Linked DNA regions of Mus musculus: region 1 is linked to region 2. A link is a loop called in an ENCODE intact Hi-C map of the cell type or tissue named here. Cell type or tissue: gastrocnemius. All regions are shown on one strand. Each heading gives the region's core, and the rest is flanking DNA. Links, peaks and the distances in the headings are about the cores only.

Evidence for each region. A loop is a pair of places that touch in the nucleus more often than their neighbours do. Peaks named below come from ENCODE experiments on the same cell type or tissue, not always from the same donor. Only the 100,000 strongest peaks of a DNase experiment are listed, where the experiment ranks them.
Region 1: a loop joins it to region 2, with 2.4 times the contacts of the local background. A loop is called at or near these places in 1 of 42 quality-filtered maps.

The regions. Positions count from the first base shown.
Region 1 is chr16:20,772,033-20,787,677 of GRCm38, forward strand. No RefSeq gene overlaps it. Among named protein-coding and RNA genes, the nearest start is that of Gm22741, 35 kb to the left of the region's middle. In gastrocnemius, for the core only: no CTCF peak of the experiment used is centred there; a DNase peak (open chromatin) is centred at 7,993.
Region 2 is chr16:21,360,187-21,375,831 of GRCm38, forward strand. No RefSeq gene overlaps it. Among named protein-coding and RNA genes, the nearest start is that of Gm36224, 24 kb to the right of the region's middle. In gastrocnemius, for the core only: a CTCF peak has its summit at 7,458; a DNase peak (open chromatin) is centred at 7,446.

The DNA.
Region 1 (15,645 bases), core at 4,891-12,890, 590 kb before region 2:
TTCAGACACTCCAGAAGAGGGCGTCAGATCTTGTTACAGATGGTTGTGAGCCACCATGTGGTTGCTGGGATTTGAACTCCAGACCTTCGGAAGAGCAGTCGGGTGCTCTTACCCACTGAGCCATCTCACCAGCCCGGAGCTAGAAAATATTAACCCTAGTGAGTTAACCCAGTCTCAAAAGGACAGGTACGTTATATACTCACTGTTACATAGATATTAGTCATAAATCATAGAATGCCCATGATACACCCCACAGACTCAAAGAAGTTAAACAACAAGGAAGGCCCAACCAAGGATGCTTGAATCACATTTAGAAGAGGGAACAAAAAAGTCATAGGAGGCAGAGGTAGGGAACTGAGGGAGAGAGGGAAATGAGGAGGCAGAATCAGGTGCAGGGAGAGAAAGGAGAGAGGCCTAGAGGGCCAGGAGAATGAATGGAAATCTGCAACTGACGGGGGTTGGAGGAGATTTCTAGGAAGTCCCAGAGACCTGGGATAGGGGAGGCTCCCAGGCATGAATGCAGATGACCTTAGCCTAGATGCCTAACAGTAGGGACATAGAAGCTAAAAAGGCCACTTCCTGTAGCCAGGTAGAACCCTTGAGTGGAGGGATAAAAACACCAAACCAGGGGACTAGAGAGATAGCTCAGTGGTTAAGAGCACTGGCTGCTCTTCCAAAGGTCCTGAGTTCAATTCCCAGCATCCACATGGTGGCTCACAACCATCTGTAATGGGATCCGATGCCCTCTTCAGCTCCAAGACACCTCTCGTTAGGTCCACTAGGAATATTTTGTCTGTCCTTTCATTCTGAAGTGTGTCTGTCATTTGTGGTGAGATGTGTTCCCAGAAGAAGACAACAAAGAGACTCTACCTGTGTTCCATTACCTGTGTTTCAAGATGTACTAGCCCGAATCTTTTTGCTGAGGGATGTAGATACTTAGTATCCATTTGTAATTATTTCTGAAAAGGTGTATTTGTTCCTATCATCTTGTTGATTTTTCAGTGTTTGGATTTTTCTGCTCTTCCTCTTAACTGTTATTTGCACATTTTGTTTTTTGTTTTTTGTTTTTGTTTTTTGTTTTTTAACTGTTTTTGAATGAACTTATTTTCTCTTCACTCCTGTGATTTCTTTAAGCATTTTTCTGTAGAGCTGGCTTGGTGATTATAGATTTCTTTAACTGATTATTATTATTAATTTCTTTTCTTAGCTTTTTTTTTCTTTTTCTCTTTTTTATTTTTTCTTTTCTCATTGTTTCTAATCTCTTATTTTCTTTCTTTCTCTTTTTTTGGAGACAGGATTTCTCTGTGTAGCTCTGGCTGTCCTGGAACTCCCTCCTGTAGACCAGGCTGGCTTTGACCTCAAAGATACTGTCTGCCTCTGCCTCCAAAGTGCTGGTACTAAAGACATGTACCACCACTGCCCAGCTCTTTAGTTTATTTTTAAAAAAGACTTATGCTATTTTTTATTTGTAATTTTTCATAAGAAAGTTGAAAATAAAATTAAAAAGTAATTATAAATAAAATAAATTTAAAATATTTATTTTATTTATATGAATATGTGTTTTGCCTGTGTGTGTGTCTTACATGTATGCCTGATGCCCTTGGAGGCCAAAAAGGGAGTCAAATCACCTGGAACCAGAAACGACCAGGTTCTATAGAGTTCCACATGAAGTTGTCCTTGGGCCTCCACACATGCATGCATGTGTGTCTCCTCTTCCAAATGAAAAGAATTTTCCTTTTTTAAAGATTTATTTATTTCATATATGTGACTACACAGTAGTTGTCTTCAGATACACCAGAAGAGGGCATCAGATCTCCATTACAGATGGTTGTGAGCCACCATGTGGTTGCTGGGAATTGAACTCAGGACCTCTGAAAGAGCAGACAGTGCTATTAACTGCTGAGCCATCTCTCCAGTGAAAATAATTTTAAGATACAATTAACTCAGACCCAAATGAACTTGCATGGTATGTGCTTACTAATAAGTGGATATTAGCCAAAAAGAAAAAAAGAAAAAAAAAGTACAGAATACCCAAGATACAGTCCACAGAACTCAAAAAGGTCAACAAGCTGAAGTGCCCAAGTGAGGACGCCTCAGTCCCACTTGGGAGAGAGAAGAAAGCCATCACAAGTGGAGGGGGAGGGAGGGACCTGGGAGAGAAAGTGGATGGGGGAGGGCAGTGGTGCGGGGAGGGGACCTGATCTGGTATTGGGTGAAGGAAAAGGACTGAAGCCCTGAGGGCCAACAGAAAGAATGGAAACAGGCAACCTTGGGAAATAGGAGGTTGGGGGGTGGGGCTCCAAAATGCACCAGAGACCTGGGAGGTGAGAGGCTCTTAGGACTCAAAGGGAGGGATCTTAAAGGAAACGCCCGACAGTAGGGAGAGGAAACTTATAGAGCCCCCCCTCCAGCAGGAAGACAGGACATCAAGTGAGGGATGGGGTTGCCATCCCACAGTCACAACTCTGACCCATAATTGTTCCTGTCTGAAAGAATTACAGGGATGGAAACAGAGAGGAGCCTGGGGAAAAGAAGGTCCAATGACAAGCTCAAATTGGGATCCAGCTCAAGGGGATGTCCGAAGGTCTGACACTATTACTAAGGCTATGGAGCACTCACAAAAAAGGACCTATTATGACTGCCCTCTGAAAAACCCAAAAAGCAGCTGAAAGAGTCAGATGCAGATATTTGCACCCAACCAATGGACAGAAGCAGCTGACCCCTGTTGTTGAATTGGGGAAGGCTGAAAGAAGCTGAGGAGGAGGGCGACCCTGTAGGAGGACCAGCAGTCTCAATTAATCTGGACCCCTGAGATCTCTCAAACACTGGACCACAAAACAGACAGCATACACCAGCTGATATGAGGCCACCAATACATATACAGTAGAGGACTGCAGGGTCTGTGTTCATTCAGAGATGATGCACCTAACCTTCAAGAGACTGCGGGCCCTGGGGAATTTAGAGGTCAGGTGGGGTGGGGGGTAGGTACATCCACGTGGAGACAGGGGAGTGGGGAGGAGGTATGTGATGTGGAACAGTTGGAGGGTGGATGGGGGTGTGGGGGGGAAATAAAATCTGGAGTGTAAAAAGAAAGATACAATCAAACCTTTGCAGGTATCTCAGTTCTTGAGGGAGTCGTATTCTTTTCTTTTAGCATGAGTGCCAGGAATTGAATTCAGGTCATCAGGCTTGGCAGCGAGCGCTTTTACCTGCTGAGCCTCTCTCTTGCTGTTTGCAATATGCTTTGTTTTTTTGCTCTGTCTATTTAGTGTTTTAATTATGATTAGGGAGTGTCTTATTGCTGTGATGAGATAACACGGCCAAAGAAACTTGAGAAGGAAAGGGTTTATTCAGCTTACACTAACACATCATACTTCATCACCAAAGGAAGTCAGGACAGGAACTCAAACAGGGCAGGAACTTAGAGTCAATGCAGAAGCCATGGAGGGGTGCTGATTGGGTTGCTCCTGATGGCTTGCTCATGGTCTTGCTTTCTTATAGATCCCAGGACCACCAGGCCAGGGATGGCTCCATCCATGATGCGCTGGGCCCTCCCCATCAATCACTAATTAAGAAAATAATCTACAGGCTTGCCTATAACCCGATCTTATGGAGGCATATTCTTAATGGAGGCTCCCTCTTCTCAGATGACTTTAGCTTGTGTCAAGTTGACATAAAACTATCCAGCACAGGGAAATTCTTTCCATGTTTGTCTGTTTAGTCCTAAATACCTCTTGTATCTTGGCTGGCATCTTTTTCCCTAACTCTGGAAAAATTGTCAGTCTTGATTATTTTTAGATTTTTTTTATGTGCTTAGAACAAGCTTCTGCTCCTTCTATGCCTATAACTTGTAGGCATTTTTTTTTTTTTTTCAGAGTGTTGCAGTTCCCTCTGGTACTCTGCTAGTATTTCATCTCTGTCCTTGCTTGGTTGTTCTGACTCCTTTACCTTGTCTCCAAGCTTGAACAGTTCCCTCTCCTTGATCCTTCTTCTTTTTTTTTTTTTTTTTTTAAAGATTTATTTATTTATTATATGTAAGTACACTGTAGCTGTCTTCAGACACGCCAGAAGAGGGCGTCACATCTCATTACAGATGGTTGTGAGCCACCATGTGGTTGCTGGGATTTGAACTCTGGACCTTCGGAAGAACAGTCGGGTGCTCTTACCCACTGAGCCATCTCACCAGCCCCTCCTTGATCCTTCTGTTGGCGAGGTTTTCCACAGAGATTTTTTGCTTGACTTATTTATGTTTTTCATCTCCAGCATTTTTTTTCGCATTGCTTTTTTTCAGTATTTCTATCTCTCTGTTGAATTCCTGTTTCATGTCTTCAGCAGCCTCCCTAGTCCATTCGGCTCCTCTTGCTTTCTTGGTTGAGGGACTTTTCCTGGACACCGGTGAAGCGGAGGGCAGGAGGTCACCGGAAGCCTGCCCAGTACCTGAGAGGCCTAGGCTCAGGTCCAGTTTGCGTTCTCATTCTCTAAAACCACAAGGTGAGGCAGGCAAGCAAGAAAGATTTGTACAGAAGCCCATGATGTAGCAGCCAACAGGTTGTTAAGGGTGGCACCCATTGTTCTAGCTCTTTCCCCAGGTCATTCTGTTCCAGGTAGCAAGTGAAGTCATGCTTGACAGACAGACGGCACAGCAGTGCTTAAGTAAATCAGTAAGTCAGTATCTAATAACTGGTCTTTTTTTAAAGCTTATTTTGCTTTATTCCCCCTCTTTACCTTCATAACACCTTACAAATTTATCTTGAGGAAATACTTCTGGTTTATGATCTTCATTGTGCTCCACTGTCTCTTGTTTGCATCTTTAGCCTTAATCCACTTAAACAACTTTTTGGTAATTTTCTCATATGGCATAACATAGCATTTCTCATCCAAAACCATATATATCTTCCCTTTCATCCATAGTCAAGTCTAACCTCCTAGGATTTTGAGAGATCATTGTCAATGAATCTATTTTGTTCCAAGTGACGTGTTTTCTGAAAATTTGTTAAGTTTTTCTTGATCTGAGTAGAGAACTGGCCATGTTGAACTTGTCAGATGCCTGCTGCAGTGTCACCAGTGTTCATGGACACTGTCAGGACCATTCCTAGAAGGACTGGTAAACATACGTACTGGGTTTTTTTTTTTTTTTTTAATTATTTCTTTAATCTAAGGGATGTAAGCTTTGTTGGATCTTAATTCCTGGGAGCATATCTAAGTTGGAGGTTAGGATCACCAGTTTCTAACTGTCTCCTGGGCAGCAGGGGTAAATACATTTGGGGCAGGTGTAGTGTGCACCATTAGGAGTTACTGTCCTTTTTAACAGTAACTGTTTTTAGTCTGGCACAGTCCTTTTTAGTTTTTACACATTGGACTTTTCCTATGACCTTATCAAGAGGCTCTGTTAAACATCTCTTTTGCATGTTACTCAGGCTTTGGTTGGTCATTCCTATTCCAGTATAAGTAACCTGGCCAGCTCGTAAGCATATTCATCAGACCTACGTTAAAGAACTCATGGCTGGCAGCTAACAATGTCAGCATTTTAAGACATGCCTTTTTCTTTTTCAGATGAAGAACTTTTTATGGTCACGTCCCATATTATTTCTCCCTGGTTTCCCCTGTCTGAGTTAGGACTACTATTGCTGAGGTGAAACACCACGATCAAAGAAACTTGGGGAGGAAAGAGTTTAGCTTACATATCAGTGTTCATCATCAAAGGAAGTCAGGATAAGAACTCAAGCAGGGCAGGATCCTGAAGACAGGAGCTGATGCAGAGGCCATGGAGGAGTGTTGCTTACTGACTTGCTCTTCATAACTTGCTCAGCTGGCTTTTTTATAGAACCCAGGACCACCAGCCCAGGAGTGGCCCCAACCACAATGGGCTGTGCCCTCTCCAATCAGTCACTAATTAAGAAAATGCCCGACAAGCCTGCCTATGGTCTTATGGAGGCATTTCCTTAATGGAGTTCCTTCCTCTCAGATGACTTTAGCTTGTGTCAAGTTGATTTAAAACTATCCAGCACAGCCTTCAATCAAAGGCCTATATGTCCTTCTGTGGGAACCCCCTTCCAGGTCTCATTTGAGGCAAAGTCCACGCATGACCAGTATTTAAGATAAGATCAATAAGTCCATCCACAATCCATAATCATCCTTCTATCCCGTCCACAGGCTGTCACTGCAGAAGGGATTCACAGCCTGATGTGGGCGATTCCATCACAGCAGGACTTTCCTGAAGGATGAGCTGAGGCTGGCTGATCTCTCAGTAGACGCACCACCTGAAGAACACAAGGCAGAACCCCTCTGGGGGTGGTTAGTCATGTTGATGGGTGTCTAGGAATAAGAGTTGCCCTGGAGTAAGGTTGTTCTCCAGATTAATTTACGTGACACGGTCGGGGGTGGGAGTGGGGAAGTGGGACTGCACAGGTGTACATCAGCAGGTTCAAGAAGGACATCAGGAAGACAAACTAGCTTTGAGCTGGTCAATTTCAGAGGCTGCTCTGGGGAGCTCTCCCAGTCCAGTCCCCGCTTGGGTCTCCAACTGCCTCAGTGTGGTGTATCCATGGTTAGATACCTGCAACGTTAAGAGCTGAGAGGATGGGCAACTTTTGTGCAGTGTCAGCTAAATGGTTTTTGTTTGTTTGTTTGTTTTGTTTTTGTTTTTGTTTTCTCTGTGTAGCTCTGGCTGTCCTGGAACTCACTTTGTAGACCAGGCTGGCCTTGAATTCAGAAATCTGCCTGCCTCTGCCTCCCAAGTGCTGGGATTAAAGGCGTGCGCCACCATCGCCCGGCGTCAGCTAAATGTTTTAAGAAGCACTGGAGGTGGGCATGTCCATACTCTCAGAGGTCCTTTGAGTCCTTTGGGAACAGTGGAGGTGGGTGACCAAACATAATCTCAAAAGGAGGTAACTGTATTTACAGGGTATACAATGTACCCCAACAGTACAAATGACAGAATTCCTGGCCAAGGGAGGTCTGTTGGTTGGCAATGTTTGACCAGTGTGCTTTAAAAAGTTTTACTCATTTTCCTGGCCGGTTTGATGATTGGGGTGATACCATTTACACAAGTTCCAAGTTGACTCTCTGTGTACATAGGAAAAGCTACTGTCCAGCCGGAGAAAGTGCATATCACAACCAGCAAGTATAGGTACCTTCCCTCTGCTAGATTGAATGCTGTCGGTAAAGTCCATGTCTAGATGTTTAAATGGTAGGCCCCCATTTTTGTGTCAGTGTAGGGCCTTGGGTCACCACTTGAGAATGTTCCAAGCACCCTGTAGGCAGGCCTAGCTAGCTTGTTGGGTCAGTGTGGGCAGCCTAGGGAACACTAAATGTCTTTGCAACAATTCTTGTAGGGCAGTTTTCCCAGTTGGGCTGTTTTATGAGCTTGCTGGACTAGGCTGGGAGTTGTCATCTCAGGAACGCTTATTTTCCTATCTGTAGTAATTAGTCTTCCTGATGTTTAGTAGCTCCTTCTTCAGTCATTAAAACATACCTTCTGGTTGTAAGGGGAGGGGACTACTGGTCTAGGATTTCCTGGAGGGCAATCTGGTCTGTTACTTCTTTCTCCCAACTCATTCACCTTTGAGGTTTTGTGTGAGCCTGGCAGTGCACTACTATTACTGTAGAGCCCAGGCAGCCTCTAGGATCTGGAGGATTTGGCTTTTGTTTTAACTGTTGTGTTCCCTGAGGTGAGCAGTCTCCTTTCTCCATATATGGTTACTTGGAACTTCTTGATGTGATGGGGCTATTATTCCCCTGCAGTAGGCTTCAGCTCCCATCAGTAAAAGGTTTCATATCTGAACTGGGGAGCAGCTCATACTTTAAGTCCAGCCGTGAGGAGGAAAGTCTCTTTAGTCATTTCTCTGTAGTCATGGAAAGGAGCTCTCCCTCCTCTTCAGGCAAGCATGTGTCCAGATAACATAGCTGCCATCCTTTTGGAAGAGAGGAGAAGCTGGCATCTCCCTAAGTGAACACATTGGGACAGACTTGTCCTTGAAACACAGCCAACCAGAGCCTGGTAGAGCAGGCTGGTGGGCGTTGGTGAGCATTGTATGAGGCAGATGTCCTTGGAGGGACCTGATCCGGTGCTCTTGTGACTGCTTCAGCACTAGCACTTGGAGCCAGTAGATTCCATCTACTGACAATGCTAATAGAACTGGCTGCTTTCTTTGGTGTCTTCAGGCCTATTTGCAGAACTATGTGGATCTCACATTAGGACTGTGCAGACCCAATGACTGAAGAGTTTCTTTCTTTCTTTCTTTCTTTCTTTCTTTCTTTTTTTTAAAGATTTATTTATTTATTTATTACATGTAAGTACACTGTAGCTGTCTTTAGACCCTCCAGAAGAGGGAGTCAGATCTCATTATGGATGGTTGTGAGCCACCATGTGGTTGCTGGGATTTGAACTTCGGACCTTCGGAAGAGCAGTCGGGTGCTCTTACCCACTGAGCCATCTCACCAGCCCCTGAAGAGTTTCTTAACCAAGAGCTTGAGGGAGTTTATATGGACCTAGCCTTGTGTGGTGCATAGGGTGAGATGGACATGACCAGCTTCACCGTCAAGCAGGTGCCCACCTGGCTGCCCACCTGGCAAAGGTTTTACCTTATACCCACAGATAAATCACTGTGCTCTGTCACCTCCTATTATGGACGCTGAGTGCAGGGTAAATGACCTTAGTGGAACCACAGATTGGTGCCCAATCAAATCCCATAGCCTCAGAATCATGAGACCGTTACAGGCATTCATACACACAAATGCTTATATTCAGAATTTATAAGTTCCCATATTTAATTTTTAGTCTGTCTATTTCTCTGGAAACTAATACCAGCGGTTTGATATCTAAGGCTTTTCCTTGGAAACCTGTGCTACCTTGGTATTCCATTAAGGCTTTGGAGACAATCTCTGGCCAGGTGGTCAAGACTACATATTTTCTTTCTGTCCATCTTCCTGGGGTCCTTACTTGATCAAGATGTCTAGTCTGGTCTCATCTGCTTCCACTTGGAGGCTCTGGTCCTGGGTCTCACAGTCCCCTTGGGCACTGGAAGGGGACCCAAGAATCCCATCAGGGGTCTATACTTCCTAGTTCCAAAGACCTTTAGCGGGCTGAGAGGTCCCTGAGCAGCAGCCTTTCTGGAACAACGGGGGCCTTAGTGAAGGAGATCTAGCTGGGGCCTCCAGAACTGCTGTGGGATCTTTCTAGAATAAGCACTCCAACACTAGTGAGATGGAACAGAGATGTCACTGGTGGACTGCAGCCAGCTTGGCTCTTGAAAGGCTTCAATGCTGGGTTCAGTCTGCTTTCTTATTTAATGCTCTAAAACCATAGGTTGGGTGGGCAAGCAAGCAGGATATTACCCAAGCCTACATGACAGTCAGCAGGTGGTTAAGGACAATGACGGGTTGTTTCAGCTACGTCTCCAGGTCATTCTGTTGCAGACTGCAAGTGAAGTCATGCTTAGCAAACAGGCAACACAAGCAGTACTTTAAGTAAACCATTAATTAAATCAATAAATCAGTACCTAACCACTGGTATTTTCTCCCTTATTCTACCTTATATTTGGGAGCTTACTTTCTTTTTTAGTTTCTTTGAATATACTTATAATCATTTTTTGAGTTCCATGTCTGAGATTTCATCTAACTCCTTCTCACTGGATGTCATTACTGTAGGATTAGTAATTTTTGGAGGAGTCATGTTGCCTTCCTTCCTCCTCCTCCTCCTCCTCCTCCTCCTCCTCCTCCTCCTCCTCCTCCTCCTCCTCCTCCTCCTCCTCCTCCTCCTCCTCCTCTTCTTCTTTTTCTTCTTCTTCTTCTTCTTCTTCTTCTTCTTCTTCTTCTTCTTCTTCTTCTTCTCCTTCTTCTTCTCCTTCTTCTTTTCTTATGTTTCTTATGTTGTTACTTGAGATTTTTTTTTTTAAATTTAAAATTACTATTATTTTATTCTCTGTGTGTGGATGTTTTGCCTGCCTGCCTGCCTGCCTGTGTACTACGTGTGTGCCTGGTGGGTGCCTGAGGACATTCGATTTCCTGGAGCTTGAGTTACAGACGTTTGTGAGCCACTTTGTGGATGCTGGGAATCAAACCCAGGACCTCTGGAGGAGCATCCAGTGTTCCTAACCACTGAGCCATCTCTCCAGCCCCGGATGCTTTTTACTTCACCAGCTATATCCCTTCAGTCAAATATTCGAATGTGGTAGAATGTGTTATTCAGAATGTGTATTTTGTATTCTTCTCAGAGTAGAATAGTATTTAATTGCAAAAGCAGTCACAACTGTTGAGCATTCCCAGTACGCAAATATGTTTGAGCTAATTAACCTCACTGGCCCAATGTCAAAACCAAGGATGGTATGGAGTGTGCTCAGATTTTAATCATTAGGAGTCAGGGAGCTAGGTTGGATGAAGATAGGCATAAATAGTAGATCGATTGACTTTTATTGTGGTGGTGACAGGGCCTTACGGTGTCATCCTGACTGAACTTGTGCTCACTATATAAACTGGGCTGGCCTTGAACTCATAGAGATCCATCTTATTCTGCCTTGGAAATGCTGAGATGAAATGCATGTGTCACTATTAACAGCTTAGATTGACTTTGAAAAGAAGACGGCAAATGAGATAGGTAAAGTTCCTGGGAGGGGAAAGTTGTAAGCTGTGTTCACAGATTTTAGAGCTTGTTAAAGGAGGAGAAGGGGATAAGGATGAGAGAAAGAGGGAGAGATGCAGGGGTAAGGGGGGCTGTCCATGAGATGCTGGTGAAAGGTCTGGCAAAGAATACCTTGTTTAGACCCGGTAAAGAAACATATGGAGCGATCCTGTGTGATCTGTGTGAGCAACATACACACAAGAGCAAAACCACCATGAGGTATATGTGCTCGAGTGTAGGTTAAGTAACAGAGCAAGAAGTAAACAGAGTGCTTACAGAGTGAATGGCTCAGTGAAAAGTGGTGATCTCATATCCATACCTCGCGCCCTCGTGCCCTCGCGGACTCCCTTAGATCTCATCTCCATCCCCGGAGCCGAACGGGCTCCCCTAGGTGCTGCGTGTGGGAGGGGTCCTAGCAGGTTCCCCTAAGTGCTGGGTGTGGGAGGGTGAGTGGGGGCCTTTGTTCTCTAAAGTCTCACTGTTCTTGGGATTCTGGCTTATCTGCGAGTAGAGGTTGCAGGTCCTTTCCTGGTAGTTCCCTTAAACCCCTGCACCCCACTGTGGCCTTTTCTGGTGCTTCAGGTTGGTACAGCTCTTCCTGGAGAGTCTGCTGGTCTCTCCTGAGGAGCTTCGGTATCAACCATTACGCCAAGATTTACTTTAATTTATTTTACTTCTTCTTTTTTTTTAATTTTATTTTTGAGACAGGGTCTCACTCTGTAGCTATCCTGGAACTCACTATGTAGACCAGGTTGGTCTCATACTCAGAGATTCATCTGTCTCTGTCTCCCAAGTTCTAGGATCAAAGAGGTGTGTGCCACTATTCCTGGCTAAGATTTAATTCTTTATGTAACAATAGACAAGCATGTCTATCTTATTAATATAAACATTTGCCTTTATCTGTAATAAAATATAAAAATTTGTGTATACCAACCAAAGAACTTTTTAAAAACAAATGTCTTCATGATTTATTCTCAGGAAGTGTTTGATTGTATATCACAATGTTGTATAACGATTTCTCTGGCAAACAGTCCTGCTGTAGCTCAAGCCTGGGGTTTGCAAAACACCCACATCTCAGAACCAGCCTCCTTTCATCCAGAGGGTTGCTTTTTAAAAAATTTATTTATTTTCATTTTATGTGTCTGCATCCTGTCCATATGCATACCATGTATATGCTTGGTACTCATGGACTCCAAAAGAGAGCATCAGGTCCCCCCCCCCATAGTTGGAGTTAAAGTCAATTGGGAGCTGCCATGTGGGTGCTTGGAATTGAACCTGGGTCCTTGCAAGAGCAGCATGTGCTCTCTCACCCAGCCCAGCATTCTAGACAGTTTCACTGGGGATTCTGATGCAGCTTATGAAGATGACAATGGCAGATCTGGGGTCATAGGCAAGGATCATGACTGGTTCTCAGAGCAGGGCGTTCCCTCTGAACACTGGGCAGCTAGCCAGGGAAGTAGGATGTGACCTTGGAATACTTTACTTAAGTGCCATGGCTGTAGCTGAGTTTGGTGGTTCTGGAGGTTAGCCTGGTCTATATAGTTAATCCAAGGCTAGACCAGACTGCAAAGGGAGACGATCTTTAAAAATGGAGGGTGGGAGATAGTCATGGCCTTAGTCCATTATCTGTGCTCCAGGAATCTACACACAGGAGATTCCTAGCCCTGATGAAATTTTGCTATTTGTCCTTGCAGTATGCCTGACAATTGCCTAGGACATCATGCATGCCAGGCATGTACTTACTAGCAAAGCTACACATTAGTCTGCAATCACCTAAATTCCTTTAAAAAATCATTTAGTGTGTGTGTGTGTGTGTGTGTGTGTGTGTCTGTCTGTCTGTCTGTCTGTCTGTGTGTACGTGCATGAACATAGGTACTAGAAGAGGGTGTCGGATCCCATGGGACTGGAACTACAGGCATTTGTTAGCTATCCAGCCTAAGTGTGGGGATCTGAACTCGGGTCCTCATGGTTGAGCAGAGCTGAGGATAGCAGAGCTCAGTTTATGAAATAAAACTCTGAGCTTGGAACGTGAACTGTCAGCAGGGGTGGCATAGCGACCCAAGGAGCATTCCAGAAGTCCTAAGGACACAGAGTGCCTCTTGTCCCAAGCTTTTATTAGGAGCAACTGCATGCAAAGATACTACACAATGATTAAACCATGCTTACAAGTATTAGAGGGTTCTAATTAATATATCACCAGGGAGGAGGAAGACAAGGAAGTTGTTGGGTAGAAAAATATATGGGAACAGAACACACCTTTCCACAGTAAGAAACAGTATGTGCTGGCTTCTGAGCTGGAGAACCTGTTGTACAGACTGTTTTCTTCTGTCCTTGGTGTGCCAAGGGTCAGACTGCTCTTAGATGAACAATGTTTCTTTCTCAGACAAGGATGTTGGCAACATTTCCTGTTCCTTGTTTCTCATCAAGGTGAACTTGGCTGATTGAACATAATACTGAATGACATCAAGATGGGACTTCAAATGCCATGACCTTCATAGATCTTGGATTTATTCATCTAACTGACTTATGGACTCTTTCAGTTGTTGAATTTTATCATGAATCTTTTGTTATGAATTTGTGCTTGTGAAGTTACAAGTTGTTTCCCTTCCTGGTACACCACAACAATGCCAGCTGAGCTCACAGTTCCAGCAACTGACCACCATATAAACCTTTGATGAGTCTTACTATTTCATGCATAAAAGTTACAGTTGGAGCCTCTCGCCATGGCTTTTTAAGACAGACCTGAACCCTGGGAAATACTGGTCTTTTAAGAACGGTAAACACAAAATCTTTCCCTTTTGAATATGGTTAATATATTGTTGCAGATAATAGTCAGGATGGGTGATGTGTTATAAACATTCAGACTCACGATGCGTACTGATACACAAACTTGCATATTTGCTGTTGCATTTAAATGGGCAGAATTTTGAGTTGTATTCCAGTGACAGTCTCCATTTCTACACCATTACAGGTCATACCCCCAACTTCCAGATGTGGTCTTGCATAGTCCCAAATGCGATCATAAGATGAGGGAGGTTGCTAACCCACCCATAACCCACTTTGTAGTTTTATTGAATACTCATTCCAACACACAATTTTCACCAACTGCCAGCTCTCTGTGGGGTCTGCCATCTATCATGTCTCTTTTAGCTATGATTTTATTGCAAGGATGTTATGTCAAGATACTCAGACTATCCTAAACTCTCATCTGTTGGGTCTCATCGTCTATCTTTAGCACAGAAAGTTCTATTTGGAGGATAAATGGTATTGCTAAGGATTCTAGGCTCTGGTCCCTAATAAGTCATAAAACAATGTTATAAAGTTTAAAATAGCCTTTTGATCTCATTTCTTGGGTGTCCAGGCCAACCAGATTTGTACTCCTGGGCAGTAATAAAAGGAGTTATTAGCAGCGACATATAGGGAAGGTTGGGAAGCCATTGTAGTTGAATGGACTCTATCCCTGGGTCCTGTGGCAAGATAGGGTTCAAGCAATATCTTAGGTTTCTATTGCTGTGATGAAGCATCATGAGAAAAGCAACTTGGGGGGAAGGGGGCTTATTTGGCTTACATGTCTTGGGTCACTGTCTTGCTGAAGCAGGAACCACAGCAGATGCCATAGAGGAGCATTGCTTATTGACTAGCTCCCTAAGGCTTCCTCAGCTTCTGTTTTCTAAAATATTACCCAGGGCTCTGGGGTAACACTGACCACAGTGGGCTAGGCCTTCCCACATGAATCATTAATTAAGAAAATGCTCCCACAGACTTGCTTATAGATCAATCTTGTGGGGATATTTTCTCAATTGAGGTTCCCTCTTTCCTTTTTGAGCTTGTGTTAAGTTGACAAAAATATAATTACGGAAGGTGAGTATGCAGGATTATTAAAAAAAATACCACTGAGGAAACATCAAACCGAGTGACAGAGGAGCTTCAGCGGGTTGTGGAACATGTGCCCAATACATTTGTTCATAAGCAGATCCATTAAAGCACTGAAGCTGAAGATCATCATAAAGAAAATATCTGTAGGGGAAGGGCTGGCTCAACTCTCTTAATGCTTGCACCTCATCACTTGGCTCCTGGCCAGGGGTGTGGCCTTGAGCGGAAGGCATTCATAGTCTAGGTCGGAAGCTTGTAAGAATAGCAAATAATTCAGTTTCTGGCTCTGAGGAATAATTGGTTTGATGTTGTTAATATCTATCTCGGGGCCAATTAACTGCTTTACCTAAGGGGAAACCATCAGTAACAAGTTTGAGAGCATCACACAGAGGCTAAGAGGAAGCACTGGTAGGAACAGCAAAAGCGGTACACTGGGGGAACTGGAGAGTCTTATCCCTAGGGTAATGATGTAAAATTTATCCTGCATCAGCCTGCACCAGGCTCATATTTTCCCCCTGGAATCAAACACAGTTATTCTCATGACTTACACACATATACCCTCTACCCCAAGTGAGACTATCTGGGGGCCTCTCCATGTGCCACCCTGTGGATACTGCCAGAAAACCTGCAGGCGAGGTCCAGAATGAGCAGAAAACCCTGCCTTGTGCCTTTTCACAGAAGAACATCCACCGTCACCTACAGAAGGAAATTAAGGTAATAAGCCTTTAAGATCAGTGGATCTCAACCTTTGGGTCATGACCCCTTTGGGGATCGAACAACCCTTCCACAGGGGTTGCCTAAGACCATTGGAAAACACAGATATTTACATAACAATCCATAACAGTAGCAAAACTACAGTTATGAAGTAGCAATGTAAATAATTTTATAGTTAGGGGTCACCACACATGATTATTAATTTTGTATTTAAGGGTCACAGCATTAGGAAGGTTGAGAATCACAGCTTTAAGGTAGTGACATAGTAGGCTTAAAGGAGCCTGTTCCCCTTTTTGTTTTAGGGAGAGCATTAGTCTGTTTTACAGTGACTTGTCCTGTAGGGTTATAGGGAATACCTGTCTTTATGGGTAATATCCCAAAGGAATGAAAGGTTTGGAAAGCTTGGGAAGTATATGTGGGTCCATTATCCTCTTTGATAC
Region 2 (15,645 bases), core at 3,930-11,929:
ACGTTTACTTCATCTCTTTCATTCACAACCTTCTCTAGCAAACTCGTATCTACCCTTCAGGACCCACCTAGATGTCACTGCATCCAGAAGTCTTCTCCATTTCCTCAGAGCATTTTTTCCTCTTCTGTATCCCTGATTGCTGGGCTATAACTCCAGCAAACCATTGATCTTGGGTACTGTTAAGGATCCTGTCATATTCTGTCTCTGGATTCCTCGAAATGAATGAAAATCTCAGCAAAAAGTACTAGATCCATAAAGCAACAGCCCTGAACTTGAACGCATGGATGGAGATGTGCCTCAGCCTGGAAGGAGTGGCCAGAGCATCCTCTGTCTCCCCACTTTATCAGCAAATGGTAGTAGACACCATCGTTATTTCCTAGTGAATCAAAATGGATGCTGGTACCCAGGAAGACCCTAGAGTCTGCATCAGGACCAGCACACTGCCCCCGAGCCTAAGCAAGGCTCAAACTCTCCAGGCCTCATTTTCTCATGCACGGATGTGAGCCCTAGTTGGTCCCTCCCATCTCCAATCAAAAGCAAACCCAAGACACCTTCTCTAACAACCAAAGGACCACAGCAGAGACCCAGGAAGGAGAGGCGTGTCTGGTCAGAACCCAGCACTGACTCTGGACTAAATGGCTCCTCAGAGGACGGAGCTCCCATCCAAAGGTCTGGGTGTCTGCACTGCAATTTCCCTTCCTCCCCAAGCACCAGCTAGAAAAAGTCCCTTCCTCTGCTGTGTCTGTAAGGCTGTCTAGTGTTCAGGTTGTCACGGCTGGGGGCTGCCCCCCGCAGCACAGCATTTTAGGAGCTGAGGTATACAACGTAAGCACCATCCTACCCAGCATCTAGAACGTGGCTACTCAACCTGTGGATCACGACCCTCGTTGAGTCGCATATCAGATATCTTGCATACCAAATATTTACAAGGCAGTTCATAATACCAAGAGTCCAGTTATGAGGTAGCAATGGAATAATTTCATGGTTGGGGTCACCACAACATGAGGAACTGCATTAAAGGGTTGCAGTCTTAGAAAGGTTGAGAGCCACTGCTCAAGAGGCTCCTCTGCCAGCACAGCAGGGCTGGCCCTCACATGGGCTCCCCACACAGAGGTAGCCACCAGGCCCAGGCTCTTGATCCTTTCCTTACTCCTCAGAAGGAATCGCCATCTCCCCAGGAGCTAAGGTCACACCGCCCAGTAGCCTGCTCCTGTTGCCTCTTGCCTGGATCCTGCTATTGCTGCTGCTCCTAACTCGAAGCTGGACACCCTGATTCCCCAAATCTGACACCTCCTTCCACCCTTCAGTGGAGTGCCACCAACCTGCCAGAGACCTGGGAATGACTAGGCTTGACATGAAGGGATCCTGCCTGGCAGGCAGGTCCTGGCAGGCCTCAGAATGCAGACGGTGAGTCACCTCCTGCTGCCTGCTGGACAGAGCTGTAATGACAATAATAACAGAGCCCACTGTCATTACCTCCCAGGACCATATCTCTGTCCATCTCACAATCCTCAGGGCCAGGGAGGGGCCAAAGGCAGAGAGTTCTTGTTCTGTCTTAAGCAGAGAGAAACTAAGGCTGGCATTTCTACTGAACTCAGTATAGAGCAGGGCTTTGCCTCCTAGTGTCACCCTGATGTCAAAGGAAGTTGGAGGTCCCGAGAAAAGTTGAGGGGTGCAGAAGGAGACTGGCTTTTCTTGACTTCTCAGAACCTTCCTCTAATCCTTATCTTACTTGCCACAGCCCCTCAAGACAGGTGTGACTACTATCCCCACTCTATGCCCAAGGAACTTAGGGCTCAGTCATCAAGGGAGTACCAACACAGGACAGGACACTAGGGAGATTTGGCCATCTTCCCAGTGTTCCTAGGGCAGACCCTCTGCAGCCTGGCATCCCGGGGCAGAGCAGACACTCTGTGTGTAGGCTGGGATCCTAAGTCTGGCTGTAGCTTTCTAAGTCTTGAGTCTGGTCTTCTCCATAGCCTTTCCAGTCTAGCTCGCTGGTCTCCGGATTAGGGCTCTTCCCCAGCTCCCTGAGGCTAGCTTTCACTTTCATCTAGGAGCAGCCGTGGAAAAGTCAAGACTCCACACTTTAATTTGGGGGTCTTGGTAATTATCTGACATCCACCACCCACTCAACTCAACCACTAGTTATTATAATAACAACAATAATAATTTAGGGAGGCGATAGCAGTGATCACACTCTGCCCCGCCCCCAGGGGAAGGCCTCACCCATTCTTTTATACCCAAATCTGTGGGACTGGGTGGGGAGGGGGTGTAGGCTTCTGGTCAGTCCTGGCCAGCATGCCCTACATCTTCTAGGTGAGCCAGCTCCAATCCCTTATGCCTCCTTTCTCCTCTTTGCAAAATGGGGTAGATATCCTGTCACACAAAAAGCTGGCAGATGGAGGAAGGTTGGGAGTTCGAGACCAGCCTCCTACATGGAAAGATCCTGCCTCAAACAAACAGCTCTACAGGATGAGTTGCTCTGCACTTCAAGTCCTACTAAGGGACTTTTCCCTTCGCAAAACATATAGTCAGTGTGAGTATCTGCCTGACACATCACAGTGTGCCATGGCAGGGCCTCCCCGGGGATGGTCCTTTGGGTGAGCTGGCTGACTGGGGCCCGGCTGAGCTCAGGGTGCAGTGGGCACCGCCTTCAGCCCTCAGCACCAGCAGCTGTCATTGCCAAGCCCTGCAGCCAGAATGAGCAGTGCTGCCGTCTGAGCCCAGTAAATGCTTTTACGAGTCCTTTTTACTAATTTGGGTTAATACGTGGAGAAGCCAGGACAACAGTTAACAACTAAGGAGAGGAACAGGGCCCGTGTCTCACTGGAACAAATGTAGGTTGCCTCCAGTGTACTCAGGGTGCCCAGAGCTCTGGAGGAGGGAGGAGGAGTCACTAAACGCAAAGCCTCCCCACGCTGACCGCGGGGAGGGTCACTCTGTGTGTCTGGAGAGAGCAGAGCCTGCCTGTGAGTTTACACTGTCAGTTGCCTCTGGGCCCTTTTCTCTCCAGCTAGAGCTGCTGCTGCTGCTGCTGCTGCTGCTGCTGAGCAGGCTAAGAGGGAAGACCTTGAACCATCTGTCTTCAGTCATTACATATGCCTATTGGATATAACAAGCCCATTTACAATGTGATGTTCCCACAGTGTTCCAACTGCTTCCCAAAGGCTAATTTGTTTAATCCTCGTAACATCTCTATAATTATCACTGCCATGAAGACTACCAAGACAGAGAGCAGAGGGGTTAAGTGACTTGTTCAGGGTCACAAAATTGAAAAAGTAACAAAGCCAGGGTCTGGGCCCAGGTTGTTTCCCTTGGGATCTGTGTTCATTATCTGAAATTTGTTTTAATTTTGTATGTGTGCATGTTTGAGTGTGGGTGCATATGTGAGTCTGTCAGTGTGGAGGCCAAATATTTCCATACAAAGTTTTTCTTGATTGCTTCCTACCTTACGTTTTGAGACAGGATCTATCCTGGACACCGGAATTTACTGAAACTGCTAGGCTTGCTGGTCCTTGCACACCAGGGATCCGCCGTCTCCCTCTTCACTTCTGTACCTAGCTTTTCATTTTTAATTAATATTTTTATTATTAACATATGAATAGTGGGGAACTATTCATGGGTCAGAACTGCATGCTTGCATGATGGGTGAGCGCTTTACCTAGTGGGCTATCTCCCCAGGCCTTTACCTGAAGCACCCCTCCCGCCCCCCACCACACCAAACAGGGTTTTTCTGTGTAGCCCTGGTTGTCCTGGAACTCACTCTGCAGACCAGGCTGGCCTCAAACTCAGAGATCCGTCTGCCTCTGCTTCCCTGATGCTGGGATTAAAAGCGTCCACCACCACTGTCCAACTCTTTACCTGAAATTTTAAAGCTTCGATCTAAAACCAGTTGAGAAATACTGTAGCCTTATTGCTTTCCCAGAGAGTGCTGGACACTCGTATGTGGGAAAGAACCAGTTGTAAGAGAGACCCCTGAGTCACAGCTGAATTCGAGTGTTCTTTCTGCACCACCCCCAACTGGAAATTGCTTGCATGCCTCCTGTGATGCTGGGTTCATTGCTGGAGCTGCTAGCACCCTCTTCTCTAATTTCAGGGGCCTGACTTGTCCTCTGCAGTTGGGCTGCTTTATCTCCTGTACAGGACAGCCCCTTGGCACTAAAAATAGCATCCATGGTTCCTTTCAGTGTTTTCTTTGTTTTTAAATTCGATTTTAAACATCCTTAGCTCTTCTGTGGCCTGTGTTTGTCTGAATTCTAGATTCAGGCCTGCCTCTGCTTCCCCCCTCTGCACTGCTGGGTTGTCTGGACCAGCCGTGCTGAGACACTGTCCCCTGGGCTGAGCATGAGTGTGAGTTACACTCCTTGGCACATACTGAGCTTGCAGTCTTTGAGTTCTGTCCTCCAAAGACTGGAACCACCCAGCTGTGCCATCAGGGGTTTGAGCCTGACAGCAGACATTCATATTTGCTGGTGGTATAATATCATCTTATTAGTTTAAGTTCCTTGTTCAAGGATAACTTGAAAACTTACTCTTTGTCCCTTCTTAAGGATTCTCTACAGTTGTTGTTGTTGTTGTTTTAATCGTGTAAAATCTTCATTTACTTTATTTGGCCATGCTAAGGATGAAATGTAGGGGTCTCATGCGTGGAGCTGTACTCCTGTACAAGCTGAAGTTGGATCACTGTGCCATCTGTGTGCCCAGAAGGTTATCAGAAGTCGTTTTTTTAAGAGCTTGGCAGGTTTTCTGAGGTGAGTTTGCACAGAATGATGAGGTAAAGATAGATGAACTCCCGAGAGAGCTTTCTGTTGGGATCAATAAGGGTGACCAGGGCTAGGCTTTCTGGTATGCAATTGGCTGGGTAAAACAGGTAAAGACCCACCCAGTGTCACCCGTGCGTCAGAGCCTGCCACCCATGACGAGGCAGGAAGACAAATACTGATAGCGTCTGGCCACCAGAGCCCATTGTTTTCTGTGCAGCCTCTGTGACAAGGACCCAGGATGTGGAAGAGAGGACGTCACACAAAAGCCTCAGTGCCCATTGTGATGAGGTATCAGGACTCCTAAGCCAGAGCAGAGCAGTTGATCCGGGTGCCTTTAGCCTCCCAGAAGCAAGAAAAAGAAGCCACTGGGGGTGCGAGGTGTGGGTGTTCAGAGGGAGAGCCCTGCCATGCTGTCTGGGGCCAGGGCTGCTGGGAGTTTGAAACGTTTTTTCATCTTGGGCACCTTCCCTGTGCTCACTTCTCAGAGGTCACAGACTCCTGAGAATCAAAAGAGCCAGGCTGAGGCTGGGGATCACTGAGGCTCACAGCTAGTGGCCTGGGTTTATCCCATGGGGCTAGTGTGAATCAGTTCCAGTGGGGCCGCTGCAGAACACAGAATGTAGCTTTATCTAAGAGCCATCCAAACTCAGCTCCCTGTGTGCACGTGCATTCATCTCCCTCTTCTTGCAGCTGCACCCAGCCATTCTCTCTGCAAGAGTGCCCAGGTGACAAGTTCTGATGCTGGGGTACCCCACCCAGGTCCTGGAAGAGATTCAGCCACAGGAACTGAGGTGATTTGGAAGCCCTGAGAGGGGACCATTCTTAGATTTCTAGTATAGTTGTGGAAAAGGCTGAGAGCAGACACCACACCAGGTAAAGATGAGGTAGAGGACAAAAGTGGGAACCCCCTGGAACCAGGGAGCTATAGGCACTATCGGTCAAACATCAGCCCCCCCCCCCCCCCGAGATGTTCTGGGCTCTGCCTGTGGCAGTGGTCCCAGCCTTAGGACTCCCTAGCTTCACAACCTAGTCCTGAAGCTGTGGACCACAGAATACCTTTTCCTGTCACCACCGAGACCTGCCTTTCCTCCTACAAAAGCCCTGTGGTCATAGTCGGAGACATTCTTACCATCTGCTGGACTTCAGAGTGCTGGTGGGAAGATCTGAACTCAGGCAAACAGGAGGCCAATGTTAAGACACTTACCTGGGGCCAATGAGGTGGCTTCAGCAGAGCAGGGTGATTGTCCTTGAGCTCCGTCTGCAGAAGCTACATGAAGGTAAAGGAGCAAGCCTGACTGGTGACGTTCTCTTCTGACTTCCACCCTCCTCCTAACAACAACAACAACAACAGTAGATACAATTTAAGAGCACTGTGCAGAGCTAACACTCTTGTCTACTTAGTTAAGTTAAGCTTGACTGCCATTACAGACACTGTCTCCATCACTGGCCTATTGATGTGAAGAAAGACCATGACCAAGGCAACTCTTATAAAAGAAAACATTTCATTTGGGGCTGGTTTACAGTTCCCGAGGTTTAGTCCCTCATCATCATGGTAGGCATCATGGCACCGGAGCAGTGGCTGGGAGCTACTTCCTGGTATAGGGCATACATCCATATGCCCAATTTTAATTATTAGTTTATATTCTGTTTGTGCATTTATTTGTTCAATACAGAGTCTCATGTAGTCTGGGATCCAGCCCACTAGGTAGCTGAGAATGGCCTTGAACACCTCCTGATCTCTAGCCTCTATCTCCCAAGTGTGGGCTTGACGATGCGAGCCGCGGCTCCCAGGTTGTAACTCCTTTTCTTCACAAATTATTATTTGACATCGTCTTATCCATTCAAGTGTGGGCCTGTGGACTTTCTTGAGATAGGATCATATTTTGTTGTTATGGCTGACATGAAACTTGCTACATAGGCCAAGCTAGTCTCAACCTAGTGGCAAAGCTCCTGCCTTGTCCTCTTGGATGCTGAGATCACAGAAGGCTACCAACCACCTCACCCAGCCTTCACGTTAGTTTGCAGAGTTGAATTATTTATCTTACAATTTCCCAAATCTCACTAATTTTCACTAAATCAGCGTGAATGCAAATCCTCAGTTGTGGAGAAAAATACAAGGTGAGTGGATCTCTGAGGTTTCCAAGGGCCTGTTTCTGCACTGGGCCTCTGGGCTACAATGGGGTGAAGGCAGCCATTGCCTTCTCTGTGCCGTCTCAGGAAGCAGAGGCAGAAGGGAAGAAAGCTCTTGGCCCCAGCCCTGCCAGAATCACTCAAATGGATGAGTCTTGTCTTCCTGAAAGTGAAGGCCCCAACACAGAAGAGAACTATCCAGCTGCCTTCTTGGGTGGGGATTTCATAGCCCTCCGAAAGCCTCTGGCACCTTCTCTTCTTGCCTTGGCTCTGTTTCCTTCTTTGCTGAGGGTCCTATTTGTCAGAGCAGAAGGGAATTGCATCAGGCAGTTTTGAATCAGACAAAACAAAAATAAGTGGCAGCTTTCTTGGGGAAAAGTAATGCCGAGTTTTGATTTGCTTTGTTTTGCCACTCCTGACTTATTAGGCAGAGCCCAGTAAGTTAGGGGAGGCTGGCCAGAATTTCAAAACACAGAAGAGGGAATAGCACTTTGAACATCCGTGGGACAGGGATGGGCAGGGAAGCCGTGCGCTGGCCAGGCTGGGTACTCCCCCTGCAGGTGGGAGAGCTGGAAGACCAGCAAGCTAAGTCTGCAGGGTGAGGGAGCATGCAGGAACGGTGATGGAGGCGGAACAAGAACATACGCCAAGCAGTGTAAAGAATAATAACCAGGGACAGGTAATGACAAACACAACGGAGTGCTGTCTGTAACCTCTGCTGACTGAGACCCTCCAGATCCAGCAGGAACTGAAGCACAGCCCTTGACTTTGTAGTGCCTGAGCAGGGTTCTCAGCCTGTGGGTCACAACCTCCAGGGTTACATATCAGATATTTACATTATCATTCATAGTGGTAACAAACTTACAGTTACGAAGTAGCAACAAAAGTAATTTTGTGGGTAGGGGGTCAGCACAATATGAGGAACTGTTTTACAGGGTAGCTGCATCAGGAAGGTTGGGAATTGCTGAGCTAGGGTAGTAACTGCTAGGCAGTTACATAGGATCTGTTATCTCTCCATTCTGCAGCTGATGAGACTGGGGCACAGCTTGGTTGACTCTCCCACACTCTTTGAGCTCAGATTGGACTTAGGGGCCCCTACTCCTGATTGAGCTAATGTAAAACTGTACCTCCCTCCCTTTGACGAGAAGCGGGATCTGGCCTGGACGTTGAGAGCCATGACCACAGAGGGGAATCTGGAGTGCAGCGGTGTTCCAGAGGACTGTCACCATCACCCTCATCATGGGGCACCCTCCCAAAGTCGAGGGGTTCTGTCCCCTACTCTTTACATTCTGAGTTCCATCCGCACTAGGCTGTCCTAGCTGTCACAACTGGTTAGACCACCACACTCCCTGAGCCTCAGTCTAGCTACCAGTAAAAGTGTGGATGGAATCTGACGGCTAAAGGTTTGGAAAGGGGCAGGGATTGGGAGAGCCCTTGCCTAGCATGACGTGCCCTGGTTTAGAGGATCGGTGTGTGCTGGTGCATATGAATAGTCCTAGCACTAGGGAGATAGAGGAAGGAATTAAAAAATGAAGAACAGCCGGGCGTGGTGGCACACGCCTTTAATCCCAGCACTCGAGAGGCAGAGGCAGGTGGATTTCTGAGTTCGAGGCCAGCCTGGTCTACAGAGTGAGTTCCAGGACAGCCAGGGCTATACAGAGCAACCCTGTCTCGTCTCGAAAAACCAAAAAAAAAAAAAAAAGAAGAAGGAGAAGAAGAAGAAGAAGAAGAAGAAGAAGAAGAAGAAGAAGAAGAAGAAGAAGAAGGTCATTCTTGGCTATAAAGTGAGCTTGAAGTCAGCCTGTGTTACTTGTTCTACACCACAGGGCTACACAGAGAAACCCTGTCTTGAAAAACCAAAAAAAAAAAAAAAAAAAAAAAAAAAAAAAAAAAAAAAAAAAAGGGGATTGGGTTACCTGACCCCTGCATTTTCTTTTTTGTTCTAGAATCAGGTGACTACTGGGAAAATCTATTTTTATTATGGTTTACCGTGTCTACCAAATACATCTTCCAGATACAAGGTGTGGCAAATACTGAGAAAGGCAAACAACATCTCAAGGAGCATTCTCACAGACTTCAAGTAGGGCTGACTACATGAGACTGTGGTGTGTATGTGTGTGTGAGCCAGATTCCTGGATTCGTGCAAGAAATGCACTGGGATTGGTCCCTGGCTAGGGAAGAGTCTTTAGGGGCCAGGAGAAGGAGGAGGAAGAAGAAGAAGAAGAAGAGGGGGAGGAGAAGGAAGAGAGGGAGAAGAGGAGGAGAAGGAGGACGTACTTCTACTACTAGTAATAGGAATAGGAATAGTAGTAGGAATAGTAGCAGTAGTACTAGTAGCACCAGCAGCAGCAGTAGTTTGAGTGTCTAAGGCCATCAGAAGTGGGAGGCAGTGAGCCTTACCTCTCACTGGAGTCCCAGACTCAAAGCCAGGAGAGCAGGCCCAGCTCAGGGGTTGCAGGAGACTTTGGATTGGTCTAACCTGAGCAAGGTAATGGTGACTGTGAGTTGGTCTAGCCTGAACAAGGCAAGAGTGGTGTGTGTCTAAGCAAGGAGATGGGATCTTAGCTTTCCACCCGGACCCTGCTCACCTTGCTGGTGGCTGACTGACCAGCCAGCCTTTCTAATGTGACCTCTGCTGACTGAAGGGTGCAGCATGTCTGGAGCCAGCGCAGCCTGACTGATAAGCCTCCTCAACTCATTAAATTACGCAGGAGAAATGGAGGTGGCGACTTCACTGTGTGACTGCTCTGCCAGGGAACCTGCCTTCCTGGGTTTCACGTTTCAAAGGCTGAAATGGATCTGGAGATTTTGTGCATAATTAAAGGAGAATGTCACTTCAGGTCTTTTCAAAACCTTTTGCTTCATTGCTCTGTGGGGTGAGGGCAGAGCTTGTCCCCACCTGGCATGAAAGGGGCTAAAGTAGAATCTCAGGTCACTTCCAGACACCACAGTCAGAACAAAGAGAGCTAATTCCAGAGGCCCCTAGGCTGGCCCCTCCCACCGATAACTGAGAACCTCTGTACTGACTTCTGAGCGTGGCACACAAGGTGACCTGCCACACAGAAGACCTAATGCCAGTGTTCATCAGCAGGGCAGGTTATCTTATCGGCCGGCTTGATAGAACTCATGAAAGTCAGTCGGTCCATAAGGAACAAATATTTATAAGCCTGCCTGCCACCTTTCAGTCCAAAGCAGAGTAGGCACAGAATTGAGCAAGGGCAAAGGTGGGTGTGATCATCCACCTCGAGCACTGGGGCCCTGTTCCTATCAGGAACTCCTGGATTCTGCCTACCTCATTAAGAACATGAGTAGCTTGGCTTGGAGGCTCAGCCATGTGCTCCTTGCCGGTCAGGAGGCTGAGGCAGGAGGATCACAAGGTTAAAGTCATCTTGAGCAACAGGATGAGGCAACTTTATCATGAGCAACTTCAAGACCAACCTGGGCAATATAGTAAGACCCTGCCTCAAAATGTAAGGCGAGGCTGGGATATAGTTTGGCGTTAGAGCACTTGGCTGCCGAGTGGGAGGGGCTTGGGTTTACTCCCCAGTGCCTGACAAAACAGAACCAAAACAGTTTGTGAGGCTGGGATACAGATCACTTGGTAAAATGCTTGCCTAATACTCTTGAAACTCTGGGTTCCATCCCCAACACTGCATAAAACCAGGCCTGCTTTGTGCATACAGGAGGACTTCAAAGTAATTCTTGGCTACACAGTAAGTGCAAGACCAGCCTGGGCGCCATGAGACTTAGTCTCAAAACAACAAAAGCAAAGCCCCAAATCCACACATTTGCATGGCTTGGCCTGATTGGGAGGCACTTCACATCCCAAGGCCCGTGTTTGCCTGAAGGAGAGAGCTATTCTGTTGAAGACTGGGGTTCCAAGAGGCTAAGTTGCCCATTTGTTTGTCTAGGAAGAGGCTCTAAAATTCAGATTCTACAACGTGTGCTCTCTGTAAGCCAGCAGTGACCTTAACTAGATTTCATGAGACCGTTCCTCAATAAGCAGCTCTCCAGATGCGCCCTGCTTTGATGCCCACTCTTCCTGCTCAAGTCCTGCCCTCTTAAAAGATGAGAAAGGCCAGTGTTTTACAGAGAGTGAGCGACTAAGTCTGGGGGGAGAGTATTATCATATAGCCCTTGTCCCCAGATATTTGCGTAGTGGCGGGGGGTGGGTATTTTGTGTGGCTTGAAAGTCCTTCCTTCGTATCCCCAGGTCCTTTCACATTCCCTCAGAGAGATGACTAATGCCAAGAGTGTGAGACCCTCAGTGGCAAAGGTGAGTTGGTGGCGGCTCCTTTCACATGGATCGGAGCCTGGAGGAAACCACTTCCTTCCCAGCAGCCTGAGTTCTCTTCTCTGCTGACGGAAGGTTACCCCAGGTTCTCTGCAGTCTCCTGAGATATAAAACCCCTCAAAATGATCTCTCTCAGGCATTATAAAAAGGCAAATGCCCAGGCCTGAGAGATAGCTAGGCAAATTAAGAGCACTGACTGCTCTTCCAGAGGTCCTGAGTTCGATTCCCAGCAACCACATGGTGACCCACAACCATCTATAATAGGATCTGATGTCTCTCCTGCCATACAGATATACATACAGAATACTCATAGATAAAATATATGTGTTACATATATATGTATATAAATAAAAAGACAGATGCCATAGAAGCCATTTCTGCACCACTGAGGGAAGGGGGTGGGGTCAGGTACCTGGAAGTAAGTGGAATTCTCAGCCATGGGCCATGCATCGTGACTGGAGCTGAGTGAAGACAAAATGAGAAACCATGGAGATCGCAGGAACCAGATTCCTGGACGCTCAGGCCAAGTCAAGAAGCCCCTGCTTCCTCCAGTGTGCTTGGGAGCCAGTAAGGTGTGAACAGGGAGGGGCCTGACGATATTTGAGGGGCTCTTGTTTGTTTGCTTGCTTGCTTGTTGTTTTTTGGAGATAACATCTCTGTGGAGCCCTGGTTGTCCTAAAACTTGCCCTGTAGAACAAACTGGCCTTGAACTCACAGAAATAGGAATTGATGGGAGGGAGCAGAGGGAAGAGGGGAAGGAGGGAAGAGAGTTCCTCCCACCCCCTTCCTCAGACCCAGGCCCACCCAGCAGTGAACCCTGGGCCTATGAGAGTACTGGGGAAGACTAGAAAGCCCATCTGTCCCAGATATGCTACAGGGTGCTCGCATGCTCCATCTCTCTTAAGAACGCCATAAGGAAGAACTGTTTTCCAAGTGAGCAAACTAGGCTCAGAGAACTCAGTTATCTTGCCCTGGGTCACACAGTGTTGGCTAGCCTATGACCCAGACAGAGACATGATAAACTCTAGACTAGTTTCTGGTTTTGTTTGTTTGTTTTTCAAAAGATTTGTTTGTTTATTTGTTTGTTTAATGTATATGAGTATACTGTAGTTGTACAGATGGTTGTGAGCCATTCTGTGGTTGCTGGGAATTGAACTCAGGACCTCTGCTCTCTCCAAGCCTGCTCACTCTGGCTCAAAGCTTTATTTATTATTATATGCAAGTACACTGTAGCTGTCTTCAGACACACCAGAAGAGGGTATCAGATCTCATTACGGATGGTTGGGAGCCACCATGTGGTTGCTGGGATTTGAACTCAGAGCCGTCAGAAGAGCAGTCAGTGCTCTTAACCGCTGAGCCATCTCTCCAGCCCCCTAGAGTTTCTGCTTTATGCCAGGTTGTACTGTCAGCCTGAGGTGCTCCCCTCACGGCTGGCTCAGCAGCAGCACAATCATGGTGCTCAGCCTCCTGCCCCAGGAAGGGCGCAGCCATAGCTCGCTGCAGGTTTATGGTTGGGGATTCCCTCTGGAGAGGGTGGGAGTTTGTGGCATCTCTGAGTTTGCAGAGCTGCCTCACCTTTGCCTGACAAGGAAGTGGGACAGGGTCTCAGCTGAAGTGCTAGGGACCTGCCCCACTCTCCCTGTTATGTGGAAAGTCTCTCTGTAGTCTTGGGGCTCCAAGAATCATTTCACAACCCCCAAAAGTGACACTTTCCTAAAGTAGAGAAACCCACTACATGAATTTTTTCAGGAAGGGAAGATGGGTCTAATGTCTGGCTGGAGGAGAGGTAGTGTTCATTGAGGGATGGTTGAAGATGGACAGATTCTCTACACTCATCTCCCTGGATCCTAGAGACCCTCGGATGGAGCAGTGCTATCTGGCCACTCCCGGGCAGCTGAGGAGCATAGAGTGACAGCTGCTGAGAGCCAACAGACAGCCTCTGATTTGAATTCTACTGTGGAGAGCCTGGAGCTCTTGGAAAGCTCCTGGGACTTCCTATACCCCAGGGAGCTGTCAGGTTCCATAGCCTTTTCTCTAGACACCATTCTTTCAGCCCATCCGTTCTCGCTGGACTGCTCTGAGTTGAGCTTGGTAGTCGGCTGCCCTTCGGGCCATCCACAGCTTGGAGCACATTCACATCCTGCTAGAAGCAAGCTAGCACTTGCCCTGCTCCACCTCCACCCTAAAGGCCGCTAGCTGGCTAGGTTGTTCTGTGGGAAGCTAGGGCTGGCTGACACCTGCAGTAGGGCATACTGATTAATTTATTCTGCATCCTTTTTACATTACCTGGCTCCAGGGCCTCCAGCTTGACATGCAGATTTATGTAAAAGAGACCCAACATGCAAATGAGCCAGGCCCAACACTTGTTTTAGTAACAGTCAGCTGCTTCACTGCTTCGCCTGCTTAGCTGTTCTTCCCAAGGTCCAAGGGTTTCAGCACAGCAGCAGGCCTTGGGGGATCTTCTCAACACTGATGTCTATAGCTTGGGCCCAGAGCCCAGGCCTGTGCGTACACAGCCAGGTTGGAAATGGGTTAGGCATTCTTCCTCTCCAGAGAGAGATAGTGGTTTAGTTACTTGTGGAGAGCACAGAGACACAAATGCACCACTGGGAGAGACTTGTAAGGGCTCGACACAAAATCAGTCTGCAAGTGGAACAGTGAGGTAGGCAAAGCAAAGGAAGGGCAAAGAGAGGCAGAGATCAAGAGACAGGGGAAAGAGGTGGGGACACGGGGGGGGGGGTTTGCGGGGGGGGGGGGGATGCTGATGGAGGAGGCGGAGACCAAGAAAGGAACAGATTTCAGAGCTGCTGCTGCGGAGGAAGAGTGAGGATATAGCAACAGCCAGGCTGTAGAGAGGAGTTGGTGAGGATGACAGCTTGATGCTGGGGAGTTGGGAAGGAGTCACTGGAGGAAGGGACACCTAAGGTACCCACTGGGGAAAATGGTGGGGCTTGACTGCTGGCTGGGAGCATGACTGTCCACCTCACATACCATTGGGTGGATCCACCAATCTTCATTCGTACAATCGATTGTACATCCATGTATGTGTACAAACCACACACAGACATGCCTGGTAGAAGAAAGCATCCTAGGTCTTTCTGGCTCTGAAAGTGGACCTCAGACGGTCCAGAGGAAAGTGCAGTTCCCCGTGCTTCTCCTCAGAGCCAGGATGCTCCTCTTTATCTCAACGGGTCTGGCTGGTTTCTGTCTCATGGGAACAGAGACATCCACTTAGGCAAGCAAACCCCCAAGCCCAGAGGTAAAGAGGACCTTTCCTGTCTCATTACCTATTTTCTGGGGCATTGAGTTTGGGGAGGAAGAATCCCACTCCAAGTTCTGAGTGGGTGATCTTGGAAAATAAGTGGAAGAGACCTAGGGAAGCTCCCAGGATTTTGAGATGTTCATACTACATTCCCCCCACCCAACAAAATGACCTACAGCGAGATGACATGAAGGGTGTCTCTTAAACCTAAGATGACAGCACCAAAGGCTCCCCAGTCCATCCAGGGTCTTCTAGTTTGAGAGGGAACTGGTCCCCAGAATGGTGATGGCTTGGGTACTAAGCTGCCTTGCTCTCCTCCCAGTCAACCCCTAGCACTGATGATGTCCCGTAGCTCCCTTGAGGTATCCATGTGGGGTACCCTGCCACTAATGAACCATGTACACATTGGGAAAGATGCAGGTCCTGACCCATTGTGCCCCAGAAGACAGAGGGTTCCCTTATGTCACCTTTGCTGTCTCCTCTCTCCCTGGGGAATGTGGTTGTGAGTGCTCGTGCCCAGCAGGTAGCACCAAGAAGCTCCCTGGGCTCAATGACCACATCACGTGAGCCCCAGGACTGCCCCTGCTTAGGATGCAGTCTCCAAAAGCCAGGTCACCTCTCGTGGACAACACAAAACCAGACCCTCCTCAGTCATGTCGTAGTGCCTGAGCCTGATTCAGCCTCCTGGGTTCTGCCAGAGACTACGCATTCCACTCTGGCCAGCCACAAGTATCCCCTGCTTCCCTTTTTTGGAAGGTTTTCGAGACGGATGTGAGGCAAGTGGAACCCTGACACTAGACAGAAAAACTGATAAGGTCCAGCAGATTCGGGAACCTTGGCAGTTTTCATAATTGAGAATGGTAGGTGGTTGACCTGGGTCCTGTCCTGGAGCATGTGACCACAACACCCCGATAAGAGGACCATGACAACTGGTCATGTAGCACAGAAACCCAGAGTTTTCCATGCTAATGAGTTATCTACATGGGCCCCAAATGCCTAGCCAATGAACTTCCCTTCCTGGACATTCCTTCCTGTAAAAGGTCTTTAATCTCTGGATTAAATAACCCAAAGCAAGTTGTATGCATCCTCTTTCCACCACGAATTATCAGTTTGGATAAGCAAGGACTGTCCCCTTCTTCAAGGACTGCCACTGGGGTAGGGGGGCTAGGGGGGAGCCTTTGTCATTCCAAGCT